2 separate regions of the Homo sapiens genome follow, and region 1 is linked to region 2. A link is an interaction called in ENCODE POLR2A ChIA-PET data of the cell type or tissue named here. Cell type or tissue: Panc1. All regions are shown on one strand. Links, peaks and the distances in the headings refer to the core of each region. The heading gives the core; the rest is flanking DNA. Region 1 overlaps SPATS2L (spermatogenesis associated serine rich 2 like). Region 2 overlaps SPATS2L (spermatogenesis associated serine rich 2 like).

Region 1 (5,386 bases), core at 286-5,285, 52 kb after region 2:
GGGCTTTTGGAAACCCTCACATGAAACTTTCTGTGAAGAATTATTTCTTGCACAGTGATCCCATTCTCCCTTCTGTTTTTTAAGTATAGCATGAAGGCATTGAGGTGTGTTGGTATTATTTGTTAATGTTACTGATTCATTACAAATGTCTGTGCAATAAATTTTTCTGTTAAAGAGTAAATGAGCCAGGCTTGGTGACTCACACTTGTCATCCCAGCGCTTTGGGAGGCTGAGGCGGGAGGATTGTTTGAGCCCAGCAGTCCAAGACCAGCCTGGGCAACATGGCAAAACCCCATCTCTACAAATAATACAAAAATTAGCTGGGCCTGGTGGTGCATGCCTGTACTCCCAGCTACCTGGGAGGCTGAGGTGGGAGAATCACCTGAGCCCAGGAGGTTGAGGCTTCAGTGAACTGTGATCGTGCCACTGCACTCCAGCCTGGACAGCAGAGTGAGTAAGACTCCTCAAAAAAAAAAAAAAAGGGGGAGGAAGAAGAAATGATGGTAATGGAAGGTTAGTAGATGTTCTTGCAAAAGGAAGCAAATTCTCCTTATTGGCCCTTAATTTCGTTAGCAGCCCATTTGTTATGATTATAAATTTTAAAATGAGTTTTTAGCTATAGTAATCTGCCCTTTTCCTTGGAAGATAGGTTCCAGGACCCCTAGTGGATGCCTGAAATCACGTACACTGTTTTTTTCCTGTACTATACTATACTATGCTAAAGTTTAATTTATAAATTAGGCACAATAAGAGATTAAAAATAACCAATAATAAATAGAACAATTATAGCAATATACTGGCCTCTTTCTTGCTCTCTCTCTCTCAAAATATCTTATTGCACTATAAACATCCTTACTGTGATGATGTGAGATGATAAAATGCCTGCATGATGAGATGCGATGACACTCACTCTGATCACCAAGACAGCCACTAAAGTGACGAGTGGGCAGGTATCGTATATGGCATGGATACTCTGGACGAAGGCATGACCACATCCTGGGTAGGACAGAGTGAGATGGCACAAGATTTCATCACATTACTCAGAACAGTATGAAACTGAAAACTTAATGAGTTGTTTATTTCTGGAATTTTCTGTTTGCTATGTTTGGACCGCAGTTGACCATGGGTTACTGAAACTGTGAATATGGGAGGACTATTGTAGTTAGATTTTCCTGCCTTCAAATTATGAAGGTTCATCAGAAAGTTGATGGCAAAACTATCTAATGGCTTTAAAATGCTTGCTCAATCTACTGGCAATCGCAAGAGCTCTAACAGGTATTCTGCAGATGAGTGTTAAGCTGTAGACACTCTGTACCCCATTTTGAGTAGAATGTTGGAACTAGAGAGGATGAGAGTGAAACTTTAATCCTGGCTCCCCACTTTATAACTGAAGAAACCAAGGCTCCTGGATTGAGAAGTTCAGAGGATAACCCTCTTGAACTCTCTGTAGTTTGCAAAAGGCTGACTCAAATCCATGTAATTTTATCAGGTAATGGAGAGTTACTGCTAAAACCATGGGTTACCTAACTCCTAAAAAAAAATGTGTAATTGAAAAATTAGAAAAAAGTCACAATAACAAAGCCACATAATGATATTCTGTGCTTGAGTGAGTTCACAGCATAAGCCTAAAAGAAATCGCCAGGCTACTATAGTGGAGCATTTATCAAGCCCTCCAATAATGAAACTAGCTCAACAAAGCCTGCCCTGAATGCCCCACTGGGCAGGAGGCTGTGAACATGTGGGATGCGTGTTTTATCTTTTTATAACACCTTGACATTCAGGATCTCTCTTTTTAAAAGTCTTAAACAGAATCATTTTTTGGTAGGGGAAAAGTTAGCTTTAAGATATATGCAGGTGGCTCAGGGGTGTTAGTGTGACTTCCTACATGAAAAATCACCACCAAAAGCATCATCATTTCAGGCTGTAAATATAGCACTGTCAAGTGGGACAATGCTGTGTGTCAGCAGATCGTTTAGAAGTTTAGGAGTATGTTTTAAGCCTGAGAGTAGTTTTTTTCTGTATCTCAGAATTTTTAATAACAGCTCAAATTGGATCTTTTACATAATCCAATCAAAATCATCCTGGGCTCAAATACAAAATCAGGCAAAGAGTAGATCAAGATTTATTTTTGCCGAGCGGGCACAGTGGCTCACACCTGTAATCCCAGCACTTTCAGAGGCTGAGGTGGGAAGATTACTTGAGGCCAGGAGTTTGAGACCAGCCTGGGCAACATAGCGAGCTCTTATCTCTTTAAAAAAAAAAGAAAAATTAGCTTGGTACGGTGGCTCATACCTGTAGTCCCAGCTGCTTGGGAGGTTGAGGTGGGAAAATCCTTTGAGCCCAGGAGTTTGAGGCTGCAGTGAGCTATGATTGTGCCACTGCACTCTAGCCTGGGGTACAGGGCAAATCCCTATCACAAAAACAAAAACAAACAAACAAAATTATTTTACTAAAAGTAGTGCCAAGGATAATACTTTTTTCTAAGACCCTATCTAAATGTCTAAAGCACATGTTGACCTTAGGGTCTAATTTTCCCAAATGTTCCTCCTGCCCTATGCTTCCTGAGGCTCATAAGCTAAAATGTATAGCATTTACTTGTCTCCACTTAGGCCAGAATAGGAATTCAGATTCCTCTCTTGTCTTTACCCCACTGGACACAATTCCCATTGAATAGGAATTCCAGGAGCAGGACTGTGGGCCATCAGCAGCTTCCCAGAGATAAACTGGGGCAGGGCTTTCCCTCTCTTGAGCTCCTGTTGCTGACCCAGCAGCCGGCCTTTATGTTGCCTCCTCGTGTAAAGCATCCTGGGAAACCAAGTCTTCGGTCCCTGTTCCTTGGAACAGAAGGCTCCATGCCATGCTTGCTGACCTTCACGAGCTGGACTGTACAGCCTGCCCTGTACCACAAAGCAGGAACAGCCCTGTCGTTTTTACCTTAGCAATGCAGATTCTGTGCTTGGGCGCAGCACCTGCGCAGAGCTGCTTTCTCATCCTCAAGTGAACTGAACCAAATGTGAGAGAAAGGCTCCTGTGCCTTTAGAATGTTAGTTCCCCCCGCCCCCCCCCCCCCCCGCCATTTGTGCTTCCTGTAACAAACAACAACAAAAACACCTCACCACCATTTCACAGTATCATTGTGGTAGGCGGTTCCCCACAGGTTGTTCAAGCAGATTTTTTTATGTTGCTGTTGGTCCTGGCCTCAAGATTACCTCCCCTGCTTCTCTAAGCCCTATATTGGACAGAGGATTAGCAAAGATCAACAAAAAGAAAGCAGCCAGCTTAGAACTTTAATAGTAAAAGTCAAATGTGTGTATCTAGGATTTCAGCGGTGCCAGCTCTCAAATGGAAGCAATACAATATCACAGCTAAGAACCCGGGCTTTAGCGTTAGACATGTTTGGTTTCAAATCTTGGCCTCATCACTTATGAGGTGTGTGACCCTGGACAGGTTAACCACTCTGCATCTCACTTTCCTCATCTGCAAAATAAAGAACATTCGTCCACTTTACAATATTGTGGTGAGCAGTAAATGAGATATATAAAGTGATTAGCTCAGCATCTGGAATCGGGTAAACCCTCTTATCATTCATTTATCCATTGAGTAAATATTTTTAATCATCCAACATGTGTCAGGAATTCTTCTACAGGAAGCGGACAAGACAACAAAGGTTTTGCTCTTGGGGAGTTTACGTTCTTTGGGGTCGCGGGGGATGGGGAGAAGAGGTAGATAATAAACCAGAATACAACTGAGTTACCAACATAATTCTAGAGTGTAATAAATGTTATAAAGGCAGCATGTAGAAGGGCAGCTGGAGAGTGCGTGTATGCAGCAATTCCATAGAAGGTCCCACTGTGACGTAAGTGTCTGGAGACATTGAAGCTAAGATCCCAGTGCTTCAATTCAGGCTCTCTCATGCCAACTTACAGTGGTCTGAACAGCCAGTGTTTTATCTAAACTTTTATTAAGTACCTTAGCTGAAGCCCTTATAGAATTATAACCATAGGTTTTTACTTTTTTTTTTTTTTTTTTTTTTTTTTGAGATGGAGTCTCACTGTGTTACCCAGGCTGGAGTGCAGTGGCGCGATCTCAGCTCACTGCAACCTCCATCTCCTGGGTTCAAGCGATTCTCCTGCCTCAGCCTCCCAAGTAGCTGGGACTACAGGCGCATGCCACCATACCCAGCTAATATTTTGTGCTTTGAGTAGAGATGGGGTTTCACTGTGTTAGCCAGGATGGTCTCAATCTCCTGACCTTGTGATCTGCCCACCTCGGCCTTTACTATTTTTTGTTATTAAAGATCTAATACTCTATTAACATATATATAACTGATGTTAAGTACTATCATATGAGCATGCATTTTTGAAGTTTATATTTTGGTCAGGCACAGTGGCTCATGCCTATAATCCCAGCACTTTGGGAGGCCAAGGCAGGAGGATCACTTGAGCCCAGGAATTCAAGACCAGGCTGGGCAACATTGTGAGAGTTGGCTCTAAAAAAACTTAAAAATTAGCAGGGTGTGGTGGCCCATGCCTATACTCCCAGCTACTTGTGGGGCTGAGGTGAGAGGATCACTTGAGCCCAGGAGGTCAAGGCTGCAGTAAGCCATGATCACACCACTGTACCCCAGCCTGCGCAATGAAGCAAGACCCCGCCTCAAAAAATAAAAATAAAGTTTATATTTTAAAGCACATAATTACTATTCTCATTCATCTTTAATTTAAATACTTGGTATTAATTCCCATTTACAGTTGTGTTTTTCTCAGTCTCAACCTCAGCTTCAAGTAACTTGGTATCTTAGATTGCATTTGCAGTGACTTAGAGCTCTGCTTCCTTTCTTTATGTATGATAAAGCAGAAAGAGACAGACACAGGATGTAGTGATAGGAGGGCACAGGAAACATAAAACCCCTCAGGTATTTTTCGGTCACCTGGGCTCTCTTCTCTTTCTCATTCAAGAGTGTTTTTGCTGCAACTGTACAGCAAAAACACAAAACTACTCATCTCTGAATAGCTGATACCTTTATAACTTCCCACCCACTCCTTGTTATGGTGATTTCAGTTACAAATGGACTTAATTAAATGGAATGTACCACTTACAAAGATCAAAAGGCTTTCAAAAATTTTTCTTAAGATTTTTGAACAAAGATTTAACTGTTTCTATTAAAATGCAATAAGATGGAAACTCTGTTTCCTCTGATGTGATTATTATGCATTGTATACCTATATCAAAATATCTCAAGCACCCCATAAATATATAAACCTACTATGTACCCACAAAAATTAAAAATTAAAAACTTTTTTTTAATGCAATAAGAATTAAACCTGTTTTGCAGAGAAATAAGACAGTGGAAAAAATCAAGTTATACATATACATATATATTACATAC
Region 2 (5,386 bases), core at 198-5,197:
AATCCTACAGAAAATAATGGTGACAGAATAATCCAGATATGGAAGACTGGAATCCTAGTGATGTCGAGTTTTGTGCATTTTTTAATAATGATGTAGTTATTTCTGTCAAGACTGCGATATTATTTTTATCTTTTTTATTATACAGATTTGTTTTAGTTTCGTAAAGAAAAAAAATAAGAAAGAGACAAGATCTCTGATGAGAGAAAAACAAAGTACTATTGCTCCCTTCTTATTCTTGCCTTTTAATCAAGGATACTGATTTCTCACCTGTAAGGGTAAAACAAAATGTGAGTAAGAAGGAACTGAGGTCCCCAGCAGTGTAGTGCTAGGCCCTTAGTGCCTCGTCATGGACTGGGGCCACCTGGCCGGGATTGCATCACATGCCTTGCTCACCTGTGACTGTTGCTGCAGTCAGTCATCTGTGAGAATGGCAAAGAATGGAGAAAGCCCCCAGAAGCTTGGTGATTGACAAAAAGAGAAAACATAAAAGCTCAGCAAAATTCTGGAATTTATTCTGAAAACAGAAAACACTCAGAAAAGCAAGTGATAATCATTAGGCTCCAAGAAGTCAAGCAGGACTAAGTGATTTTCCTGTTCAATAGAATAAATGGAATGCAAAGTGAAGAGAATGTAATAGATATGGTGTATATGAATTTCATCAACGCAGTTTTCACAATATCTCGGGGTTTCATTATGGATTTAATGGAGAAATAAGAACTGAATAACAGAATAGTTTCAATGGATTCACAACTAGGTTTGCATAACAAACCCAGAGAGTGCCAAAGAATGGGTCAGTGTAATTGCGGAGGGTAACCAGTATAGACTCTGTTCTATTCCAGATCTCTCTTTATCAGTGACATGAATGGTGATGATTTTGATGAAACAATAGAAATAACTGACATTTATTGAACTCTTATGTGTCAAAAACTGTTCTATTATTCTATATATATTAGTTTATTTAATCTTCACAATTCTGTGTAGTTGATATTGATAACCTTTTATCTCCACTTTATGAATGAGTAAACTGCAACACAGAGAGTTTAATTTCCTCAAGGTCACACAGTTCCTAAGTGGCAGAGCTGAGATTCAAGCCCAGACTGTGTACTTAATGGCATAAGTGACATAAATGATATCCTTCAATTTGTGAATGACCAAAGTGAAATGGACAGCTAAAGTGGAAAGTTACAGATTTGCTACCCGAAAGAACCTTAATAGGCTTGAGAAATCAGCCAGATTAGTACGACAAAATTAATTTGAGCCAAATGTAAACACATGCACTTAAGGTTCAAAAAGAAAAATCAACTGCCAAAGTAAAGATTGGGGAAATGGGACTCAGGTCATATGAGGAAATCTTGGGGGTTTTAATTGATTGTCGGCTCATTATGATCAGTGTATACCGTGATGTGATTATCAAGAAAATGCAATCTTAGGCTGCATTTAAAAATGAATAAAACCACTGAGTATATACATGTATATATGTATCTCAGGGTGGGAAGAATAAAGTTCTCAAGTTCTGACAAGACAAAATGTCTTATCCACAAATTAATTTAGGAATGTATTATATAAAGTTCTTTCCAACTCTGACATCCTTTGATTCTATGAACAAGTCTGTACTAGGATAGAGGAAAGCATACGTAAGATGAATCTGAGAATTTTGGAAGAGTGACCAGGTTTAAGGAGTGTCTGAAGGCAGAGCTAGCACATTCATGGAAGGCAGTTGCCTCCGTCTTAGCTAAGGGTTTAGTCACAAGTAGACTTGTACAGAAAAAGCTCTTTTAGGATGCATGGATCCCCATTGTAGAATATGTTTGAGCAAGGTCTGGATGGCTATTTAATGAGGATATTGACTGCGGGATTAACTTACAGCTCAGGAGTATGTATCTCAGGGTGAGAAGACTCCAGACTATGTCAAATGAGGAATAAGTGCACTCTCAAGAATAAAGTTCTCAAGATCTGCCAAGACAAAATGTCTTATCTACAAATTAATTTGGGAATGGATAAATTCCCTTATACATAGAGTCCCAGGACTCCAGAAGAGTAAACAGTTACTGGATGTTGAGTTCAGTGTTGAAGCTTCACCAACTTGCAGATTGTGGGTACATTAGGACCAGGAGATGCTTCTCATGAAGGTTGGGTTGAGTTACAAACCAACCCAAACATGCAAAATCTGTTAGAAGATATTTGTGTCATCGAACAGCTTCTTTAGATTTTGCTTTGAACGGTAAGTCATACCGTGTTTTCTAACAAAGCCGTAGATTTGAGGCATTTCTGGCCCTGCCTGCAGGAAGAAAGGCTCTTTCCATCACCATCTCAGACTCCCAGGCATAAAAACCCAAAGGAAATAATTGACTTCTGAGAGTGTGCCTTGTAGGTATCAGCTGGACTTGACTTGGCTTCAATTTTTGCTTCAAGCTTTCAGACAACACATGACTAAGACAGAATGAGACCACTCTAGTTGCCTCATGGGAAACTCGGGAAAAGACTGCAAAAACAACATTGTTTCTCCCTTTGGAATTCTGGAGTTATAAGGCAGAGGTCCCCCATCTTCCCGAACTGTAAGTGAATTCCCTCTCCATTATCCTCATTCAATGGCCAGCCAGCTTCTGCTTGAACAGATTCTGTGACAGGAGTCTCACTACCTCCCAGGACAGCTTCACCTGCCCTTTAATGACACCAAATGTAACAGGAATAAAGGGAAAGGAACATAAGGAGATAGTAAGTTAAGGAATGGATAAGAAAGAATGTGGCCCAGGAAAGGGTATTCCATGGTGGTTTGTCCTCACTGGGAAGTGGGGAGCAAAATTTAACGCACTGAGAAAATGTTGTTCCTCCCATTGATAATTTTCCTTCCCCCTTTGGCATTTTTGCCAAGCCAGCTTTACATCTACGATTCTAATTTTTGTGAATACTAAGATGTTGCAACTGGAATGAACCCTCTAAATAATTTTTAAGCTACATATTCCCTTAATTTGTATTGAACCAAAACAATGGCACCAGACTAGTGGAATGAGGACCAGCTTCGGAGTTAGTTTGAGAGGTTTCAGTCCCAGCCTTGCTGTTGACTAGCTCTGGGACCTGGGCCTTAACATATAAGCCTTAGTTCCCTCATCTCTAAAATGGAGATAATAATACCTACATGCAGATACATTGTGAGGTCTCAGTGAAATAGAATCATCCAGTGTGGTGCCTAAAGAGGGTTTTGTTTGGTTTGTTCACTGCTGTATCCCCAGCACCTAGGATGGTACCTGGCACAGAGCAGGTGCCCACTAAGTGCTAAAATGAATACTGAATGAATGAATGACTGTGGTCAGTAAATGATAGCTATTGCTAAAGGCATGGCAGAGCTGTCAGACACAAGAAGTGTTTGTAAAGCAAGAGGCTGATTATTCAGAGGCTTGAAGGATAATGCTTTGTCATAAGCTAAATTAATTTTTCCCCACCATACAGCATGGCTTTAGGATTCTTCAAAAACTAACTACGTTGGTCTGATGGTAGTGGGTTACCAGAACTTATTAACATTAGTGTCACTAAAGTTGGCATATAATCCCCCTGTGCTAAATTTGACTGCCTTAACAAAAAAAAAAAAAAAAAAAAAAGAACAAAACTGACTAATACTGTGACCATTAGAGTCTTTCCTCCATCCTTACCCTATGTTCTGTATGAAACATCTAGAGGGGTCGCATTCTGTCTAGTCAAGTATCATTCGAAAGCTTGGAACAAAAAATGAAACCAAGACTTAAAGACTGGCTGGTAGCCATTCAGAAATAGATACAAATGTAGATTAAGTTTTGAAGACATTTTTCTTTTCTAATACCTCCTCGCATTTTTAAGAGAAGCATTTAGTAAAACAAACAAGAGTGTCTTTTCAGTGTCTGGTTATCTCTTTTTCCAGACTGAGTTTGGTAAATTATGTAATATTTGGTGTTAGTCATCTCACAGGATGTAAAATCAGGTAAAAATAAAACCAAAAGGAATCTTAAATATAATTTATGAGTTACTTTCCTAGAGGTAAGTGTAACTCGCCTATATAATTTTATTTTTTTGGAGTCCTTTAATATTTGTTAGATTAAAGCATATATTTTTACAAAACTGAAAGTACTGAAAGTCAGCTTGCACCAATTTGAAGTTATTTTAAAAGATCCTGTTTTCAATTCAGTATTTCAAGAATAATAGAGAAAATGCATAAGGTCTAGATTCAGAACCATGTAACCAAAAATGACAGTGGGGTGGGAGGGAGAATTGGGCTGGGATAGGATGAGAAGGAACTTTCCCATTTACTAAAAGAAAAATGAAACAAGGATATTACCTCTAGCTGCATTACGAACAGAACAAATGTAAACCACACCATATAGACACCTTCTCAAATACTGCCTTCTGATGTCATCTCATTGCTTACTGCCTGCTAATCTTATCTCCCTGCAGGAGCCAATCTTAAATTTATACTGCATCATAATTAACTAAATACATTGCATCTAGCAGAGACAAATCGTGGCCTCCCAGTAAATATTTATTAACTGACTTTTGTGTGCTAAGCAGGTAGGTTTTATTTCTGGCTTTACACATTAGTCACTGTTTCTGCAAGCGAAGTTTCACTTTCGCTCTTCCTCATACCTGCAGTGCCATTCCGATCATTGCCAGTATTGCCTCAAAGTAGTGCAAAAGAGCACTCCCTCTCTGAAGCCCTCTTTGATTAAGCTCACCTAAACTAAAGCCATCTCATCCCTCCAGAAGCCACTTTATGTACATGGTTGTAGTCATTTCAGAATGATTTGTTGACCATTTTGTTACATTCTTATTTCTCTTGGTTTTGATCCCCCTGTGCATGGCAATATACACCCCCACCAAGAATAGGCATTGGGTCTCAGTTGTCACAGGGACACACACACACAGGCACCCTCTACATGTAGTGTCTGGCCCAGGAGGAGCACACTCAAAGGACATGTTCCACAGTTAGATAATGAAATTGTTAGCATTAGTAAGATAAAACAGACATTCCTAATTATTTGTCTCTACGAATCGGCCAAGAATGGGTATAAATGGAACCAAAGCTGTGAGAGATGGACCTATTTCACCAAACAAGTAATCAAAACCTAATATATTTACACCTCAAAATTGGTGTTAGGTAGATTGAATAACTATGAAAGTCTTCCAAAGGGAAATAATATATGGTATTATATTTAGCTGAGAGGCCTGTGCATTATTTGAGCCACTGTACTAAAAAAGTTTTGTTTCATTCAATCTTTAGAAAAATGATTTGGAAGAGATTAAACTATGTATTGCTAATGCTTGTACACCATTGGAAGCATCTGGTACTTTCTGAACTTCCCCCAGTGTGAGTTGAGCCATAGGGCAGGCTAGAGCTCCGTGCAAAGTAGAGAGGATGTGT

The links. Peaks named below come from ENCODE experiments on the same cell type or tissue, not always from the same donor. Only the 100,000 strongest peaks of a DNase experiment are listed, where the experiment ranks them.
Region 1: POLR2A ChIA-PET joins it to region 2 with 14 read pairs; 5 of 35 experiments call an interaction of 5 or more read pairs at or near these places.

Annotation. Positions count from the first base shown.
Region 1 is chr2:200,422,072-200,427,457 of GRCh38, forward strand. The region is part of intron 6 of SPATS2L (spermatogenesis associated serine rich 2 like); the gene reads left to right. The region is part of intron 5 of LOC101927741 (a long non-coding RNA gene); the gene reads right to left. Among named protein-coding and RNA genes, the nearest start is that of KCTD18, 85 kb to the right of the region's middle. RefSeq lists an enhancer at 1,714-1,763. In Panc1, for the core only: CTCF peaks have their summits at 668 and 876; no DNase peak of the experiment used is centred there; H3K27ac peaks cover 3,182 bases.
Region 2 is chr2:200,369,697-200,375,082 of GRCh38, forward strand. All of the region lies in intron 2 of SPATS2L (spermatogenesis associated serine rich 2 like), which reads left to right. It also overlaps the pseudogene RNY4P34. Among named protein-coding and RNA genes, the nearest start is that of SPATS2L, 66 kb to the left of the region's middle. RefSeq lists an enhancer at 4,432-4,481. In Panc1, for the core only: no CTCF peak of the experiment used is centred there; no DNase peak of the experiment used is centred there; H3K4me3 peaks cover 916 bases; H3K27ac peaks cover 4,898 bases.